Linked DNA regions of Homo sapiens: region 2 is linked to region 1. Evidence: read pairs that join two places in POLR2A ChIA-PET (ENCODE). Cell type or tissue: Panc1. All regions are shown on one strand. Links, peaks and the distances in the headings refer to the core of each region. The heading gives the core; the rest is flanking DNA.

Region 1 (10,085 bases), core at 781-8,780:
GGTCAAGGAAAGAGTCTTTGTCAGTTACCACTAGTCTATTTTTTTTTTCATATGGAGTTTCGCTCTTGTTGCCCAGGCTGGAGTGCAATGGCGCGATCTCGGCTCACCACAACCTCTGCCTCCTGGGTTCAAGTGATTCTCCTGCCTCAGCCTCCCGAGTAGCTGGGATTACAGTCATGTGCCAGCATGCCCAGCTAATTTTGTATTTTTAGTAGAGATAGGGTTTCTCTATGTTGGTCAGGCTGGTCTCGAACTCCCGACCTCAGGTGATTTGCCCACCTCGTCCTCCCAAAGTGCTGAGATTACACACATGAGCCACCGCACCCTGCCCACTAATCTAATTTTTATGTATCCATGTGACCATGGATTCACAGCTGTCTCCCTTTCTAGACTGTAAGTTCCTTGAGGACAAGGCCATTGTTGACTTCTGCTTACCATGCTCTTTCAGCACCTACGATGGACTTGAGGCACTCAGATGCTCAGTGAATGAATTTACTGAATAAATGAACGAATGAGTGAACGCCTAGTATACTAAAGCCCAGGGAATGTCTTGGAAGACAGGAAACAGACCACACACTGCTGCTGCTAATTCACTAGCCTGGCTGTCGTTATTTCTCTTCTTTGTTTCTATTTGCTCAATTGCACCTTTTCTCATTTGACTGCCTGGCCGGCAGTTTAGCTCTGGGGGAACTCAGAGAAAAGTCAGGCTGTTTGCTCCACAGTGTGCTGGTGCTGACTCAGCCAGCCGGTTCTGCCTGCTGGGGCCTAAACACACTGATCAAAATCCTGGGGAAATGATTTGCTGGAGCCGCTAACCTTTCTCTCTCCTGCAGATGCTTCCTGGTTTGTACTGCCTGACCTCCCTCAAGGTTCTTCCCCATTTCCCAGAAGTTTAGGACTCCCCTGCCAGCCTTAAGTTAAGAGGAGACGCAGGAGGACAGGATGGCCACCTGATAGGTCCATTGTTTACTGTGCCAGGGTGGAGGAGGGAAGAGGAGAGGTCTGCTGAGTTCTGAAGATTGGGAAAGGGCTCCTCTTTTTAGTAGGCAACCTCTTGAAGAATTGTGGTCTGTTTTCCCAATCCCTTCACTTCAATTTCCATTTCTTAGTGGTCATTTCTAATTAGCCTCAGCCAGTACTAGCTGTCAGACCTCCCTGACCCTCCTTCTCTCACTCCATTGTTTGTTCCTTCCAGGATTCCTATTCCTAAAGGCTGGAGGATCCAGGGCTCAGGCCAAGGACCTCTTTTCTTTGGACATTCACTCCTGTTATTGCACCTCTAGGTGACCTGACAGCTTGCCAATGTCTGTTCAGAGCCCAGCCACCTCCCCAGAACGTCAGGCTTGTGTGCTGTGCTAGGCGGCCCCTGAGATGACTCCCATCTTCCTCACTGCCTGGTGTTCACACTGCTTCCTGAGGGTGGGCTGGATTGCTTCCGAGATTAGGCCTCTGTCTTGCTGGCCCTCTCTTGCTCTCCCACTTGCTCACTCTCATGAAGGTCGGCTACTGCGCTGTGAGCCACTCTGGGGAGAGTCTCGCATGCCAAGGAACTGGGGACAGCCTCCAGCCAACAGCTAGCGAGGGCCTGAGGCCCTCAGTCCAACAGCCTAGGAGGAACCCAATCCTGCCAATAGCCACATGCATGAGCTCAGAAACAGATCCGCCCCAGAAGAACCTTCAGATAAGATCACAGCTCCTCAAGTTCAGTCTGTGAGATACCCTGAACCAAACAGGTTGCAGCTAACTCCTAAGCAGATAAGCTGAGCCATCAGTGCTGGCTCAGTCTGGGGAATGGACCTAAAGGTAAGACCCAGCTAAGCCACACTCAGATGGCTTCCCCTACAGAAACTGTAAGATATTATTTGTTGTTTTAAGCCACTGAGTTTAGGAATAATTTGTTACACAGCAGTAAATCAGTAATACTATATTTAACTGCCTACTTAGCTTGGATGCCTAAAGAACATCTCATACTTAACACTGCTAAACCAAATCTTGATTTCCTGTCCTAAGAATTGAGGGAACAGAACACACCAAAGATAAAGAAACATAGACTAAGTAGAACCACTGTGCTCACAGACAGTGCCGAGGGAAATGCAAGGGCTCAGGAGACAGACCTAGCTGAGAAATCTGAGAAGGAATCAGCATGCATGGGGAAGTCAGGAACAACAACGGGCCCATGGACGCCAGGGTGATACCCCAACTCAGGGGGAAGCTCAGGCAACCCTCCTGTTGCTTGTCTGACTACATTACATGGGTTGGTTGAAGTGGTAAACTGTGAGGCTACCTGCACGACACTGCTCCCCAGACACACAGCCTCGGCTCAGCAAGGAAGGACATTGCCATCATGACAAAAAGCTGCAGAAACTCAACATCAGGTGCATGTCATCTCAACCTTAGAAAACCACCTAAAACTCAGTCATGCTGCTTAAACGCTTTTTTGATGAGAATCTGACCGAGCACTGACAGCGTTAAGGAATGCTTTCAGCTTCCTGCCTATGTGGGCAAGTTTGGAATTTTATTCTGACTCTCCCTCAATAAAAGGGGCAAAATTAGAGCTCATCCCCAACATACCTTTGTTCCAGGCAGACATCGGGGGAGAATCTCCAATCTGAAAATTTAGAGATAGGCTCCTTTTGTATGTTTTGTGTTTTTGTAACACCCTATATGAAGACTGTGTGCAAAATAAATTATGTTCTTTCACACATGTGTGCTCATTTGCGCTTCATACAAACTGTGAAATAAATAGAAAACATGCCCTTATGGCCATTTTAAGTGGAAACTGAGGCTCAGCAAAGTGAGTGACTTGCCTAAGATCACTGGCTGGTGTGTTCTGGAACGCACATGAATCAGGCTTCCTGATGTTCAAGCATACAGAACTCACTTGTTCCTTCACAGTGGAGATCGCTGCTCAACCTTTAGCTACATCCACTCCCGATTCATCCACTTGTCTGGAGAACAGGACCATAACCATAGCTGCATTCACCAAGCCACTGAGGAACCTCGAGAGAAAAAACCCTGCAGGAGAAGAGGAAGCCAGATGGGTCCTGCATGGCTCTGTGGTCAGAGGCAGGCGAGCTCCTCCACATGGCCTGGCAGTGGACAGCAGGTTTGTCCCCAGGCCAGCATCTCAGTGGACTGATTGTTTAGCCAAACCCTCTCAGAGATGTGAGCACACAAAGAAGGGATCCTGGTGCCCCATGCAGGGTGTAAGACAAGAGGGTGGTGAGGAACTTCTCTGGTTTCAGGCACATCAGGAGTTCAAGGGTCTCAGGTGTGGTGCTGGAGATTGGCGGAGGTGGGGGTGGCATCAGTGTGAGGCTGTGGGACTCAAAGACACCGCAGCAGTGCCTGGAGGCCAGCTGTGGGCCCCATATACTCACCACCCAGACACGATGAAGCCCTTTGCCTAGCTGGGATACTCACCTTGTGGTTTGCAGATTTTTACAAGAGTGGATGGATTCCATGAGAGGAAACAAGCAAAGGTGCTGAGTTTTGGGTCTAGTTTGGTGCCCAGTGAAAGGGAGGCAGCACCCACAAGAAGGGAGAGAAGGAGGGAGCCGAGAGTGAAGCTTCCAGGGCTTTGCACAAATGCAGCAAGGACTTTAGACCTTGAAGCTGTAGAAGCAGAGGTTCGAGGCAATCCTATCTCAAAAATCCAGGGATGTCACTGATGACCGATTACCCTGATAATGAAATGAAGGCCTGGAAGGTTTCAGGACTTGTCTAGATCATCCAATCCCAAGCCAGGATTCTTTTTATTTCTATCATGATTTTACATGTTACACCAGATCACTCAGCTCAGTGAGAATTCCCCAGCTGTTTCAGGGTGACAGCCTGACATTCACGTGATAAACATCTGGCTCTCCCCAGCCCTTTCTAGCCCAGCTCAATTTATCCTAAATGCCAGTTTCTGCCTGTCCTGCGGATGTCTACTGAATCTAAAGGAATGCTCATTTCCTAAAGGTTTGCTCCTGTTACACGTGAAATGACAGGTCTTTGCAAATTCATCTCTAGCTTATTGATTCTGACAGCATGCTCCAAGGGGCATGGTGTGAGCGTGGACTTCCTGTGAGGAGACCACCCAGGAGTGACGGTGATGTTCTCAAGCTGTGTCTTCCTGGCCAGCACAAGAAGGCACTGGGCACTTCGCTGATAACAGGCAGCAGGCTGTCCATTCATTCATTGGCAGCTAATCCTGCAGCTGAGATCCAAGCTCTAGATTTGTAATGACTTCAGGTCATGGGGCTATTGGCCTCTTTTAAGAACCTTTGAAAAAATGTAGGATGGAGACAAAGTTCAAATCAACCTGCAAAGTGGAAATGTCACAGCAGCCATTCATGCCTTCCTTCTGCACAGTTTGATGAAGTAGACTATGTGGCTAGCTCTGAGCTGCATGCTTGGAATCTGCTGGTGAGCAAGATTACACATGGTCTGTCTTCTAGACTGAAATGCAGGAGGCAGACCAGGCAACTCTTACACTGAAGCACCCAGCAGCCATGCAGCACCGTGGCCCAGGTACTCACAGAGAGGCAGGCAGCCCAGGCAGCCAGAATGCACACACGATTAGCTTGGGTGAGAAAAGCCGAGGGTGCCAGCACAGCAGCAGGCCAGCAATGGGTTGTTAGTGATGTCAAGGTTGTGAAGAAGCTGGTTCTCTGAGAACTGTACTTCAAGAATTTTACTTGTACATCAACCCAGACTCCTGGGAACTTTTCTGCAGATGACGGCAGAGGTGACATGTATTTGAGCACTCATTTCTCCACAACGCCCTGGCTGGGCTTCTTGGATTTCAGCTATCCTCATGAGTCCATGTATTGTGACATTAAAAAGTACAGATCTTAGAAACTGGCATAGCCCTACCTTTTACTAGCTGTGTGATTGTGAACAAGTCTCCTAACATCTCTGAGGCTCAAATTCCTCAATTGCAAAATGAAAATAATTATAGGATTGTTAGAAGATATATCAGTCAGGGTTCTCCAAAAAAAACAGAGCCAATAGGAGGAGTGTGTGTGTGTGTGTGTGTGTGTGTGTGTGTGTGTGTCTTTTATATATAAGAAATTGGTTTTAAGGAATTGGCTCACAAGATTATGGGGCCTAAGGCCAGGTGCGGTGGTTCACGTCTGTGATCCCAGCACTTTGGGAGGCCAAGGCCGGCGGATCACCTGAGGTCAGAAGTTCGAGACCAGCCTGACCACCATGGTGAAACCACATCTCTGCCAAAAATACAAAATTAGCCGGGCGTGGTGGCGCATGCCTGTAATCCCAGCTACTTGGGAGACTGAGGCAGGAATATTGCTTGAACCTGGGAGGCGGAGGTTGCAGTGAGCCTGGGCAACGAGAGCAAAACTCTGTCTAAAAAAAAAAAAAGAAAGGAAAAAAGATTATGGGGCCTAGCAAGACTGCAGTCTATAGGGCAGGCCTGCAGGCTGGACACTCAGGCAGGAGTTGATACTGCAGCCTTGAGGGAGAATTTCTTCTCCTATGAGAAACGTTGGGTTTTGCTCATAAGGCCTTTCACTTGATGGCTGAGGCCCACCCTTTTAATCCCCCTTACTTAAAATCAACTGATGGTAGATGTTAACCACATCTACAAACCACATTTCCACAGCAACACCTAGATAATATTTGACTCCATAACTGGGTGGTAATACTCTAGCCAAGTGGACACGTCAAACTGACCATTGCAGAAGGATGGTCGACGCATCTCCCTTTTGGGAGAGGCATTTAGATAAGCAAAACACTCAGCTCAGTCCTTGTCATAGCGAGTGCTCAATACATTGAAGCGATTTTTATTTTTAAGGTATTCAAAACTATTTGAGGGCCAGATGAGGTGGCGCCTGTAATCCTAGCTCCTCGGGAGATTGAGGTGAAGGGATTGTTTGAGGCCAGGAGTTTGAGGCCAGCCTGGGCAACATAGCAAGACCCTATCTCTGAAAAAGTGAAAAAAATTGAGCATCTGCTATAATCAGCTAAAGTACATCTAATTGCTCACTGACCATGAGCAAGATTGATAATACACTGCCATCCTACCTAGCTTACGTCTCTAGTCTCAATGCCCAGTCCCCTCTAAGCCAGCCCCTGACCATTTGTGTCTCCAAAAGCCCTCTCTCTGGGCTGGCTGGAGGCAGCACAAACTTTGCTGCCACAGATAACTATCAATAAAGAATTCTGTGTCTCCTGCCAGGAAAATGCTCATCTTTATTCAGACACTTAGGTGAGTTTCAGGCCCACCCCTCTATCTATTAGTACCAAGATAAATGTTTTTATTTTTAACCAAGACTTTTACTAGCATTCTCATGGGACCTAATTCTTCAATTCCCTTAAATGACAGCTAATGCCTTTCTCTTCCTGTCTAGTGGAATTCTTTTTTTCCCTGGTATTTTCCATGCTACAGAAGCTTTTGGCTGATGGAAGAGAGGGCTAGGGACCAGAGAAGCTGAGGTATGTCAAACCACAGGTATAACCGAAGCTATTTTACTTCTGGATTTGCCTTTAATAGGACTTTGAGGCAGGCTAGTGTCCTATCATTTTAAAAGAAATGCATCTGAAACAATAGGCGTAATCATGGTGGCACAAGTTTGTTCATGGAGTTTCTCTCCTTCTCTATGTTTTCATCTAGAACTCAAAGATATTCTTGGGGAACAAATGATGCCTGCCCTTATTCTGTATTGTTCCTGTATGGTTAAGATCAGATACAAGTTACACCTGTGAGAATCCGTCCTAAAGGAGAGATGCTGAGAGGCTGCCCACAGGAGAGACACCATGCTCCTTTTGGGAGAGGGTCTACATCACTGTGGTTGAGGATGTAGGCCTTGGCATCAGATTGCATATTCAAATCCTGCCTCTACTGCTTACTGGCCAAGTGACTTGGGCAAGTTTCTTAACCTCTCTTTTCATGCTTCCATTTCTTTATCTGTAAAGTGGATTACTCTAGGATTGAAAGTTATCTAAATATGAAGTACCTGGCACATATTAAGCACTTAGTTTAATTAAATTATTGGTGTTATTATTATTGTAAGTGGTAGAACCCAACTCAAGCAAAGTTAAAGAAAATGGAAATTTATTAGAAAAACAATGTGTCATTTTATAGAGTCAAGGAATTAGCCTTTCTCATTGTGGCTTTGACTTGCATTTCCCTGATGTTTAGCAGTGTTGATTATTTTCTCATACGACTGTTGGCCATTTGCATGTCTTCTTTGGAGAAATGTCTATTCAAATCCTTTGCATGATTCCACTTATATGGGATATCTGAAATAGTCAAACTCATGGCAACAGAGAGTAGAAGAGTAGTTATCAAGGGCTGGGGGGAGGGGGAATGGAGAGTTGACTTTCGATGGGTATAAAGTGTTAGCTGTGCGAGATGAATAAGTTCTAGAGATCTGCTGTACAGCACTGTGTCTACAGTTAACAATACTGTATTGTGCACTTAAAACTGTTAAGAGGATAGATCTTGCGGCAGGTGCTCTTGCCACAAATAAATAAATACATAGAAAAAGACAGCACTTTTAGTTGGACATTATGGCTAGAACGTTGTGGGAGATGACTCACAACAAAAGTAAAGACAGGGAAAACCCTATGCATATTCTACAGAGAAATTGATCCCAAAATACTACCTCAGTATGTATCTGTCTGAGATAGGACATGGAGAAAAAGACACGAGGAAGCTGATTCACTAAGGAAGCGAAATAAAAAATGAACATGATCTGATTGCAGCCAGGGAAGCCTCATCATCATTAATTAGAGAATGTTAGAACATGCAGTTAGGAATGCTTGAAAACAAGTCACCACCAAGGGGATAGAAAGAATCCAGGAAAGGTATTAAGTTGGGGGTACGCCTTGTGAGTGGGAGACCAAGAACGTTCTCTCTCGGGAAGCCAAAGGGCTACCTGACAAGAGTCTGGTCCTAACTCAGGACCAAGATCTGGAGAAACCAGACGGGTCTAAGGTGGTCCTAACTCAGGACCAAGATCTGGAGAAACCAGACGGGTCTAAGGTGGTCCTAACTCAGGACCAAGATCTGGAGAAACCAGACGGGTCTAAGGTGGTCCTAACTCAGGACCAAGATCTGGAGAAACCAGACGGGTCTAAGGTGGTCCTAACTCAGGACCAAGATCTGGAGAAACCAGACGGGTCTAAGGTGGTCCTAACTCAGGACCAAGATCTGGAGAAACCAGACGGGTCTAAGGTGGTCCTAACTCAGGACCAAGATCTGGAGAAACCAGACGGGTCTAAGGTGGTCCTAACTCAGGACCAAGATCTGGAGCAACCAGATGGGTGTAAGGCTCCTCCCAACCTGGGCAGCCCCGCTGAGCAACCAGGACTCAGGCTTGGTCTGGGGAATAGACCTAAGAGTAGAACAGAGAAATGAAACTGGAGACGACGTTAAAACATGCTCTGTATGCAAGACTGAGGCAGTTGAGCCTGGCCATCCAGCTGCACCTTGTAATTTGTCTCCCCACACAGTCTCTGCTCAGGATTTTACATTCTGCCTCAACTCTCAACAACTGACCCAGCACACACCGTAGAACTATATCAGACAGAAGCAAGCTTTTGCTTTTAAATGAAAGTACAGAAACTCAATTTACAGAGAAATCACTGAATGCCTGTGGGATGGCAGAGGACCTGCCAATTGTTTTTTTGGGGGGAAGGGGGAGGGCATCCTATGATCTGAATGCATGTTTTTCCCCCCAAATTCATGTTGAAACTTAATCCCCAATGTGATAGTATTAAGACGTGAGGTCTTTGGGAGGTGATTAGATCATGAGGGCTCCATCCTCATGCATGGGATGAATGCCCTTATTCATAGCTTGAGAGAGCCTATTTGCTCCTTTTCTCCCACCCTGTGAGGACACATAGAGGCACCAACCACGAGGAACCCTCCTCATTATACATGAATCTTCCAGTGCCTTGATCTTGGACTTCTCGGCCTCCAGAACTGTGGACAACAATTTCTGCTATTTGTAAGTTACCCAGCCCAAGATATTTTGTTATAGTAGCCTGAATGGAACAAGACAGGGTTTTTTGTTGTTTTTTTGGTTTTCATTTTTCATTTTTGTTTTGTTTTGAGGGGACTTGGTCCAGTGCTATCTGGACAGCAGGAATAAAATAATAATAATAATAATTTGATTGACATGTATTTATTGAATGTCTTTTATATACCAGGCACTCTTCTTGTAGCTGAGGATCTACAGCACTGAACAAAGAGACAAGGCTGTGTGACCTCATCAAGCTTGCTTTCTGAGAGCCTCTGCACAGCAAAAGAAACTATTGACAGAGCAAACAGACAAACTGCAGAATGGGAGAAAATATTTCTAAACTATGCATCCAGCAAAGGATTAGTACCCAGAAACTATAAGAAACTTAAACAAACCAATAAGCTAACTTGGTTATAAAGTGGGCAAAGTACATGAAAAGACAATTCTCAAAAGAAGACATACATGCAACCAACAAACACATGAAAAAATGCTCAACATCACTAATCATCAGAGAGATGATTAGACACAAAACCACAATGAGATACCACCTCGCACCAGTCAGAATGGCTATTGCTAAAAAGTAAAAAAATAACAGATGTTGGTGAGGTTGTTAAGGGAATAACTCATACACTGTTGGTGGGAATGTAACTTATTTCAGCCCCTGTGGAAAGCAGTTTGGACATTCCTCAAAGAATTAAAAATAGAACTATCATTCAACCTGGCAATCCCATGACTGGGTATATACCCAAAAGAAAATACATCCTTCTCCCAAAAAGACATTTGCACTCATATGTTCATCCTACTACTGTTCACAATAGCAAAAACATGGAATCAACTCAGGTGCCCATCACTGGTAGACTGGATAAAGAAAATGTGGTACATATACACCATGGAATACTACACAGCCATAAAAAAGGATGAAACCATGTCCTTTGCAGCGACATGGCATGGATGCAGCTGGAGACCATTATCCTAAGCAAATTAGTGCAGAAACAGGAAACCAAATACCACATGTTTTCACTTATAAGTGGGAGCTAAACATTGAGTACACAGGACACAAAGATGGGAACAATAAACATGGGGGATCCCAAAAGGTGGGAAAGAGTGGGT
Region 2 (10,085 bases), core at 1,248-9,247, 140 kb before region 1:
TCATTTCATCTTGCCCCTAATTTGACTCAGGGGAAAGGAAGTTGTCTCATTTAGGGCCCAGCTGTAGGTTATAAGCTGGACTGCAGGTCTTCTGTCCCCTGTCATCAGAGGACTGCCATCTTCAGGGCTCAGGATTTGTGGGTGATTAACAGTGCCACTTTAGGCAGGAGGCTGGGAGCATCGTGGTAAAACCTGGATGTGGCTTGGATTCTGCATGTAGGAATCCATACTACATAGTCTGTGAAACTCTTTAAGGACACTCTCTGCGGGGCACGGTGGCTCACGCCTGTAATCCCAGCACTTTGGGAGGCCAAGGCGGGAGGATCACGAGGTCAGGAGTTCGAGACCATCCTGGCTAAAACAGTGAAATCCTGTCTCTACTAAAAAATACAAAAAATTAGCCGGGCGTGGTGGCGGGCACCTGTAGTCCCAGCTACTCGGGAGGCTGAGGCAGGAGGATGGCGTGAACCCGGGAGGCGGAGCTTGCAGTGAGCCTGGATCACGCCACTGCACTCCAGCCTGGGCGACAGAGCGAGACTCCGTCTCAAAAAAAAAAAAAAAGGACACTCTCACTCTTGGAGCCCTGATTTTTTTTTTTTTTTTTTTTTGAAACGGAGTCTCGCTCTGTCACCAGGCTGGAGTGCAGTGGCGCCATGTCAGCTAACTGCAAGCTCCGCCTCCCGGGTTCAAGCGATTCTCCTGCTTCAGCCTCCCAAGTAGCTGGGGCTACAGGCATGCGCCACCGTGCCCAGCTAATTTTTGTATTTTTTAGTAGAGATGGGGTTTCACCATGTTGGCCAGGATGGTGTTGATCTTTTGACCTCATGATCCGCCCACCTCGGCCTCCCAAAGTGCTGGGATTACAGGAGTGAGCCACCATGCCCGGCCCGGTGCCCTGGTATTTAATTTCACTGTGTCCAAAGAACACAGAGTCTACCCTAGAGGAAAGAATCCTCTACTAACGGCAGGCCCTACACTCCGAAAGGCCAAACCAAGCTTCTCTGGGGTCAGGTAAAGGGAAGGTGGAGAGACGGGGTGAACTGAGTGAAGCAGGATTTGGGTGGATGGGAGAGGGGAGAGGGAGTAGAGATGATTCTGGAGCGTGGAGCACTTAAGCGAAGTACTTGGGGCAACCAAAGTGAGAGCACTGGGACTTGGCAGGAAGGGGACTGATGGGGGAGAGAAGGATAGGAGATGGGAGCGTTATGGATGCATCACCTTTTTAGCTAGGGCAGTCAAGTATAGAGCTACAGCTGTACAGCTTACGATATTTAATTTCCCCAACTGTCAAGTGGTGATCATCACAGTGCCTGCCTCATAGAGCGAAAAGGAAAGCTAATGTTATAACGTGTGGGCAGTGTTTAGAGTAGTGCAAGGCATGTAGCAGGTGCTCCATGCATGTTGACTATTATCATTATTATCATCGAGGCCAGGACAGCCTCCTACTATCCTACAAGAGGCTGGCCACAAGCCCTTGACGCTCTAGCTCACAGCTGATTGGGCATAGTATAAAGGATGTCCATCAATCCGAGGACTATTGAAAAGATGGGCTGGACCAGTGAGAGTCTCTCTCGGTGTTTAAACTAGCACATTTGCAAAGTATCCTGGCGGGACCGAAAGAAGCAGGCATGTGGAGTGAGCTGAGTTGTATAAACAGTGGGGTTCCAGGGTAAAAATTTTGAGCTATTTGTTCTTGGGTCCCTGAATATCCTTTGAATCCAAAGCCACTCTCCCTCCAGCTTAATAAGGACCAGCCCTGAGACAGCTTCTTGCTCTAAGATTTCTGTGAGATTTTTTGTTATTCCACCTGCGTCCCTACCACGAAGCCTTTTGGCTTGAGTCAACTCCAGGGGATTCTGTTCCTTGCAATCCAAAAAGCCAAAATAGAAGGAACTAATTGTCTTTCTGGTGGAATGTCCACACATGATTCCTATCTTCTTCTCTTTGCTTTTCTCTTTATTTTCTACAGTGAGCCTAAACAATCAATTTATAATTTTCTATAATGAACACTTATTTTGTAGCCAAAAAAAAAAAAAAGTGTTGTTTAAATGAAAGAATTAGCCCATCCATTTGTAGCAAGCAGAATGTTTGCAGGAAAAAGACCAAGGAACTTTAGGTCAGCTCTGTGTTCAAGTGGCTTTCTTTCTTTCTTTTTTTTTTTTTTTGAGATATGATCTCATTGTATTCCCAGACTGGAGTGGAGTTACGTGATTCCAGCTCCTTTCAGCCTTGACCTCCCGGGCTCAAGCTCAGCTCCCCCAAGTAGCTAGGGCCACAGGCATGCACCACCATGCCTGGCTAGTTTTTAAATCTTCTGTAGAGATAAGGTCTCACTATATTGCTCAGGCTGGCCTTGAACTCCTGGGCTCCAGCAATCCACTTGGCTTCAGCCTCTCAAAGTGCTAGGATTAGAGGTGTGAGTCATTGTACCTGGCTGAAGTGGCTTTCTAACTATCCAGTCATGTGACCTTGGCCATGCTGCCTCACTCTCTGAGCCTTGCTCCTAAAATTAGAAGGTGTGCTAAGGAATCCCTAGGTTTCCTTCTGGTTCTAAATACTGTTGCTATCCCAGCTTAGCAGAATCTGTACCCGCAAAGCTGCAGCTAGTCTGCAGGGGGTGGTTTACTTGGGAGTCAGCCTCTGTTCAACACTGAAAGCAGCTCCTTCAGAATGGGAGCGGGCACAGTGAGGGAGCACTGCTGGAACTCATCACTCATTTCTTCCTCCATCATCTTACTTTGACCAGCATTTGTTAAAAACGTACCCTACACCAGACAACATGCTAGCTGCTGAGACAGTGAAGACAAAACCAAGGACAGAGAGGCGAGCCAACAATTTTATACCACAGTAAGTGCCATGTCAGAGGGTGTCCTTGGGGCTCTTCAACAACACGGAGAGGAAGCCGTTAACTCTGGCTGCCAAGGTTGGGTGGGGAGGTGCTTCCCAAAGGAGAAGCCATTGGAAGGGTAAGTATTAGTTTTTCAGGCAGACAAGAGGGGCTGTTCTTCCAGGAACAGACAGAACAAGTACAACCGTGCAGAAGCAACAATGAGCTGGATGCTGGATGTAGTCATGGCGCTGCTAGTGATTAAGCATGAGGAAATTCTGGCACCAGCCAGGAAAAGGAAAGAGATAAGGCCAAAAAATGTGTAGAGGTGGGATCCTGAAGGAAAGTGCAGGTCATATTAAGGAGGTTGGATTTCATCATTCCTAAGAAAATGAAGAGTCATCTCAGCAAGGCTTCGGAGAAAGACCATTTTCCCTGTAGCATGGAGAGATTGGAAGTGAAGGAGATCCTTTGCAGCAGCCCAGGATGGAAGTGCAGTGGACCTGCAGCAAGGCAGGACAGTGGGGATGGAGACAAGCAGCAGCAGTGACTGCAGGGCTTGGGGAGAGGAAGGATGGCTCCAGGGTTCTGACTGGCACAGTGGGAAGAGGCTATGAGAAAAGGAGAAAAGAAATGGAGTTTAAGATAATTGATTCTGCTGGAGTCATCAAAGCCCCTTTTGAGATATCTGGGTAAAGAGGCTTACCAGGAAATTAGCAATAAAGGTCTGGAGCTCAGGAGAGCTATGGGAGGCACCATTGCAGCAGGGTGAGGTTACTCAGAAAAGGGGTCCCTCAGGACAGACAGTGGGAAAGCGTGTCTTGTCCTCATGCAGAAATGTTGGTGTCATTGATGTCTGTGTGCACAAGGAATCAGGCATCTGATGGCAATGGTCGAGATTAGTACTTCAGAGGTGATTGTGCCCACAGATTAATAGAAGAAGATCAGAACTTGGGGGTCTATACTGGAAAATAGGAAGCCAGAGGATTTAGGAACGAGGGAGATAAGAGTCAGAGACAAGCCCTGGAGCCAGAGACAGTGGAGCTTGCCCTCACATGAGTGAGGCGTGGTGGGTGGGGGTCCCACTGATCCTAAAGGTGCAGGGTAGCCTTCCCTGGAGGCAGGATTTCTCCCCCGGTTGTCTGACTGGCTCCTCCATCTTCAGCATGCTGGGAGCTGCTGCAGACTCATTCCCTAGGAACGATCCCACCATATAACCAGCTGCCCAGCCTCCCAAACAGAGTCATCTTTTACTCTCCCGTTCCTCACTCTCCTGGAAACAGAAGCACCATCTGACCTGCTGCCGACACTCAGAAGTCCAGCCATGATTTTACTCTTTCTCACCCTCATCCCCTTTATCTGCCCAGGGCCATGTCATTAGCCAGTGTCCTCCTGTTGTCCGCTGTCACTGTGACCCCCAACAGCAGTGGTTTCTGGGGCCCCCTAACTTTTGCCATTCTCCGTGATCCTTCTAGATCCCAGATCTACTTTCCTGACCCTTCCTTTCCTTGTGCCACCCTCTGCTTGGAGCCTGGGGCTTCCCCCTGCCCCATGGTCAGTACAGCCCCACTGCCTTCCACCTGCCTCTCTCGGGTTTTCTGACCTCGGGCAAATTATTTAACTTTTGTGATCTGAACTTTCTTGTCTGTAAAATGAGGTGGTTGGACCAGGTGATCTCCAAGTGCTTCCTGCAATTTTTCTGCTGCACTTTAAAGACTTTTCTGATAAGTCTCCCCCGACCCCAACTCACACAAACCCCAGGCTTACAGGTCCCCTCACCAGCCCAGTCTCCCCTAAGTCCTTTTGCTCAGTTGTTCCCCCACAAGGCACCTCTCCATTGCAGCAGATGTGTACACGGAGGTCGAAGCCTCTGTTACAGGTCGAGGCTATGCTGGTTCAGTGGTGGGTGTGGGATACAGCCCAGGCCTCTCTATCCATCTGTTCCTCTTTGTGTCTGACCAAGACTAGGTCCAGTTGGGTAGGGACAGGTCACATGATTTTATCATACTACTTAATTAAAAAAAAAATTTCTGCATTCTTCATTAAATGTTTTCATGGTTTTTGTGAAGGTCAGTGACTTCCTCACCAGGAAATCTCTAATTCAGGCTTCCTTTGACAGTGCATTTAGGTTTGTACTGACATATCCAAATGCAACCATCATGGGTCATTCCTGCACACTCTCCCCATCCCCAGCCCTTTTACCGGGACCTGCCTGTCCCTACCTGCTCCCAATGTTTGTGTTTGCCAGACCACCCTCTTCTCTCCTTCCTACCTTCCTGTTTCTGGCTCTTGTTTTCACATCCAACACACATCCACTCCCAACACCCCATCAGGCTCTCTTATTGGGAAGATCCACCGGGCCCAGTTCTTATTGGGAAGATCCATTGGTTTAGCATCCAGCCTGCCCTCAGTGGACCTGAGCCCCACCCTTGGCTGTTGTGACCACCAGTGGCTGTGGGTGGAACTCTCATTACCTGCTCTCCTCCCTGCCCACAGGTCCTTCACACACCTCCCCCTCCATCTCCAGCCTGCTGAAACACAGACACAGAAGGGAGACTGAAGAAGTCCTGTGCAAACAGAAGTTTAAATAAAGCTAAGCAGTTCAGACAAGAGCTAATCCAAACCATCACAGGGATGCATTTGTGTGGCGGTCAGATCAGAGCCAACACTAACATCCTCAGCTCCCTTGAATTCTGTGAATTCTGTCTGCAGAATGTGCTTACAAGGCTGGGAGACATCGGCCTGCTTCAGATCAGGAGCTGGCATGCCCTGGTTGCCCATGGCAACCCAGCTGCACGGGAGTGCTGGCGTTTGTAAATGTGTGTGGGCTTAAAATTATATTATTGATTCTGTCTGGAAGAAGATAGTCTGATTTGTATATAGCTCTGAATAAATTACTCCTTATCCTTTACAGCCATTGGAGTATGAACCTCTCTCTCTTTCTCCTTTTCTTCTTCTTCTTTTTTTTTTTAGAGAGACAGCAAATTGTGTCAGCAGATGTGAAATGAAATGTTTCCCATAACAACCGTACTAGAGGAATCAACATCCAGGGCACCAGCCTGGAAAGTAGTCCAGGCATTACTGAATAAATAGCAAATGGATTTGGGAGAGATGGAGACTCTATCGGGTAGTCTATTCCAAAGGGAACATACGGTGTACTCTGAATTACAGTGAGATGCAGCCAGGAATAGAGAGACAGGCAGCTCCACCCTGGACTCCATCACTTCAACCTGAGTCCAGGCTTTCTCTTTTGTCTTCTCCCATGTGTGGTATATACTCAGTGGACTCAATTATTGCCCCAATTCCTCCTGCTCCTTATATCCATACTCTTTGCCCTATAACCCTGTGAATCCTCCTACAAAAGGCATCATGCACTGCCCTTGACTCCAGGCTTGGTCTTGCAGCTCGCTTTGACTAACTGACAGAAGTGGCAGGGTGCCAGTTGCGAGTCTAGGCTTTAAAAGGTTTCAAGGAGTTTCCACTTGCCCTCCTGTCATCACTGTGAGAAGAGTCTGCCTCTGGTAGCTGCTGTCATTTTAGCTGGGACCCAGATGAATACACATGGGGAGGAGTCACCACCTGCAAATCCAGTCAGATCAACAGCTCTAAGACCTACTCCAGCCTAGACAAGCCACTCCAGCCAAGCAGCAGATGCATGTGAAATAAATGTTTATTGCTCTATGCCACCAAGATTTTGTAGGTGCTTGCCTTGCAGCAGTAGCTGACTGATAGAATCTTCCATTTTTTCAACATCATGGCAATCAGTATCACTGACAATGGGAAAGAAAAGAACAACATCCCTCAGCTCCCCATTTCGGCAGTCACTGATCACAGGCCTTATTGAGAGGAAATCCAGGTCATGCATTACAATTTCAACTCACGTTGGGTCCTCACTGTGCACTGTGTCATCAAACATGGTGTTGCCACCAGGTGCATTCTGGAGGCCAGTGCATCTGAGAAGCTCCAAGTAAATTATAAGACTCTGTCTCCACCACTGCTTTAGTGCCCATGAAAGTCTTGTTCAAATATGGGTGGGATTACATTTGAATCGAGGAGGAATAATGGCATTATACCTCCCAGAATGCATTGTAAACACTGCCTTCAATTAATCTTAGAATGAACACCTTTACCAGAATGCCAACCTCATGCTCCTTCTAACTTCCACATTTCCACCCTTCCGTCAAGGTTCATATTATACAAGTACATTCAATCAATTTTCAACAAATATTTATTGAGCACCTGATGTTGGCTGGGCCCTTGGAGCACCATGCTAGATAACAGATTGAACAGAAAAAAAGTGGTGGAGTTGTGTCATTAGGGAAGGTAAGAGTCAAGACTGACTCCTGGGCATCTGTCCTGAACAACTGGGCAGATGGAGATGCCATTTTCTAAGCTGGAAACACTTGGGGAGTTGCTGATTTGGGAAATATAAAAATTTCTGTTTGGAATATATCATGTTTGAGATGCTTCTGAGACATGAACGTTGAGATGTCAAATGGACAGTTAGGTGTCCAGATATGGAGCTCAGAGGAGAGGTCAGAGCTGAGGCTATCAATTTGGAGGGTTGCCAGCATGTGGATGCCATTTAAAACCACAGGACTAGAGCCCGGGTGAGATTTTCTAAGCAGAGAGCACTCATAGAGAAGAGGGCCCAGGAGGATATTTAGAGGAGAGGCAGAGGAGGACTAAGCAAAGGGGTTGACAGGGGAGCAGCTGGAGAGATAGGAGGAACACCAGAAGACTGTGCAGGCAGACACTGGTGCTTGCCATGCTGTGTTAGCTCACTCTGTGTTGCTATAAAGAAATACCTGAGACTGGGTAATTTATAGAGAAAAGAGGTTTATTTGGCTCACAGTTCTGCAGCCTGTATGAGAAGTGTGGTGCTGGCATCTGCTTCTGGTGAGGCCTCAGGAAGCTTGCAATCATAGCAGAAGGCAAAGGGGGAGCAGGCATGTCACATGGTGAAAGAGGGAGCAAGAGAGAGAGGAAGAAGAGGTGCCAAGGCTCCTTTAAACAACCAGCTCCCATTGGAACTAGCAGAGTGAGAACTCACTCATTACCATGGCAACTGCACCAAGCCATTCATGAGGGATCCACCCCCATGACCCAGACACCTCCCACCAGGCCCAACCACCAACACTGGGGATCACATTTCAACATGAGTTTGGAGGGGACACACATTCAAATCACAGCACATGCTTTTCCACCCAGCAGCCATTCTGCCCATCTTTCCCTGGCTGACAGAACTCTGCCTTCGAGTAGGTGTTGGGGGTCATGCCCTTCATGAAAGGAGGAGTTTCTCTCTCATCTCGGTGGGTGAATCAAGCGGCCTGAGACAAGCATGGCAACCCACTGTCCTCTCTGATTTGGGCTTAGTCATAAGCATTTAACACAACTTTGGCCAATCAGATGTAGGTGGAAGTCTACTGGGTGGCTTTTGGGGAAAGGTTTCTCTGCTTTTAAAAAGTGAAAAAAAGGAGAAAGCAGAGTTCCAGTCCTGCCTCAGAGGGAGCTTCTGCATGGAGGTGCTGCAGAATCTTGCAACCAGGATGAATGTGAGGACTAAAGCTCACACAGTGAGGAATATTCTATTTAAATTACATGTTGAATTAGCCAACTTTGGAGAATTCTCTACCACCTAGTTTATGTTGTAAGGTAATTAATTTTGTAAATGTTTAGGCATTATGGGTCTTCTATGACTTTCAGCTAAAAGCATCTTAAATGGTACTTGTGGTTTCAAGTCAACCTGTTCACTTGACCGTTAACCCATAACTTAATGGATTCTTTTACCTTATTTGGGGAAATAGCAATTACCCAATCTGTTAAGTATATGGTTTGTCAATCTTAACACTAACTTAATATTATGTTTACAATTTGTTTCTTTCAACAGTCAAAAAACAAATTATTCTGCCAAGCAAGGAGCATGTTTTAGCTTAGTCACCACAGAAGAAACAGATCACTTTTAATTATGACATTTCATCAACACTTGGCAAGTAAGAAAGATGGGTTGAAAGACTGCATCAGAAATATTCTAGAGTTATTTTCCTGCTAACATGGAAACAAAAAGATTCAATGTGAGAAGAAAAAATAGATTCCTAATGGTCAAGAGAACAAGAAAATTAGATAGAAACTTAAATATAAAGTACCCGGAAGTCAAAATGTTTGAAATGACACTTAGAGCCTTAATTAACCAGATTTTAAGATAATGACTGTAGTGTCTGTGTCTTCAAATGGTTTGGGATGTCCTTACAGCTCTTTGAATAGTGTTCTCTTTATTCAATTAATGCTTCTGAAAGAGCTTTAATTTTACATTAATCAAAAGCCCTCATGATATTTTCAGGATGTACTCAAATTCAAGAGTTTTTTAAAAGTGCAATTAAGTTATCAAGGCAGAGGCTCTGATTATAGGGACAAAAATTTCATAGCAACAGCCCATTAAACACACTGAGCCTGACACATTGCTGTACACCATGGTTCATGCCAGGCTGTGGGCAAAATGGTCAGGCTTCCCAGTGAACAAGACTGACCTCCCTCTACCTTCCTCCTGAAGAGCAAAATACTGCTTCTTTGACAACATAAACAGTTACCTTATACTACCCATTTTTACAGCAAACGACTCTCTGCCTGTAATCCAAGCTAATGGAATTTTTAAAAATTCTATGAGAGTTTTAAAAAGCAAGGACTGAAAATAGCTTTTTCTTTTTTCTTTTTTTTTTTTTTTTTGAAACTGAGTTTCGCTCTTATTGCCCAGGCTGGAGTGCAATGGCACGATCTTCGCTCACTGCAAACTCCGCCTCCCGGGTTCAAGCGATTCTCCTGCCTCAGCCTCCCGAGTAGCTGAGATTACAGGCATGTGCCACCATGCCCGGCTAATTTTTTTGTATTTTTAGTGGAGACAGGGTTTCTCCATGTTGGTCACGCTGGTCTGGAACTCCTGACCTCAGGTGATCCGCCCGCCTCAGCCTCCCAAAGTGCTGGGATTACAGTCGTGAGCCACTGTGCCTGGTGAAAATAGCTTTTTCTTTTCTTTTTTTAATTATACTTTAAGTTTTAGGGTACATGTGCATAACATGCAGGTTTGTTACATATGTATACATGTTCCATGTTGGTGTGCTGCACCCATTAACTCGTCATTTAACATTAGGTATATCTCCTAATGCTATCCCTCCCCCCTCCCCCCACCCCACAACAGTCCCCGGTGTGTGATGTTCCTCTTCCTGTGTCCATGTGTTCTCATTGTTCAATTCGCACCCACGAG

What was found. Peaks named below come from ENCODE experiments on the same cell type or tissue, not always from the same donor. Only the 100,000 strongest peaks of a DNase experiment are listed, where the experiment ranks them.
Region 2: POLR2A ChIA-PET joins it to region 1 with 5 read pairs; 2 of 35 experiments call an interaction of 5 or more read pairs at or near these places.

Annotation. Positions count from the first base shown.
Region 1 is chr13:30,850,201-30,860,285 of GRCh38, reverse strand. No RefSeq gene overlaps it. Among named protein-coding and RNA genes, the nearest start is that of LINC00545, 27 kb to the left of the region's middle. In Panc1, for the core only: no CTCF peak of the experiment used is centred there; no DNase peak of the experiment used is centred there; H3K27ac peaks cover 1,576 bases.
Region 2 is chr13:30,994,108-31,004,192 of GRCh38, reverse strand. LINC01066 (long intergenic non-protein coding RNA 1066) reads left to right here and starts at 7,936. Exons shown (of 2, transcript NR_189306.1): 1 at 7,936-8,139; 2 at 8,718-9,031. In Panc1, for the core only: no CTCF peak of the experiment used is centred there; no DNase peak of the experiment used is centred there.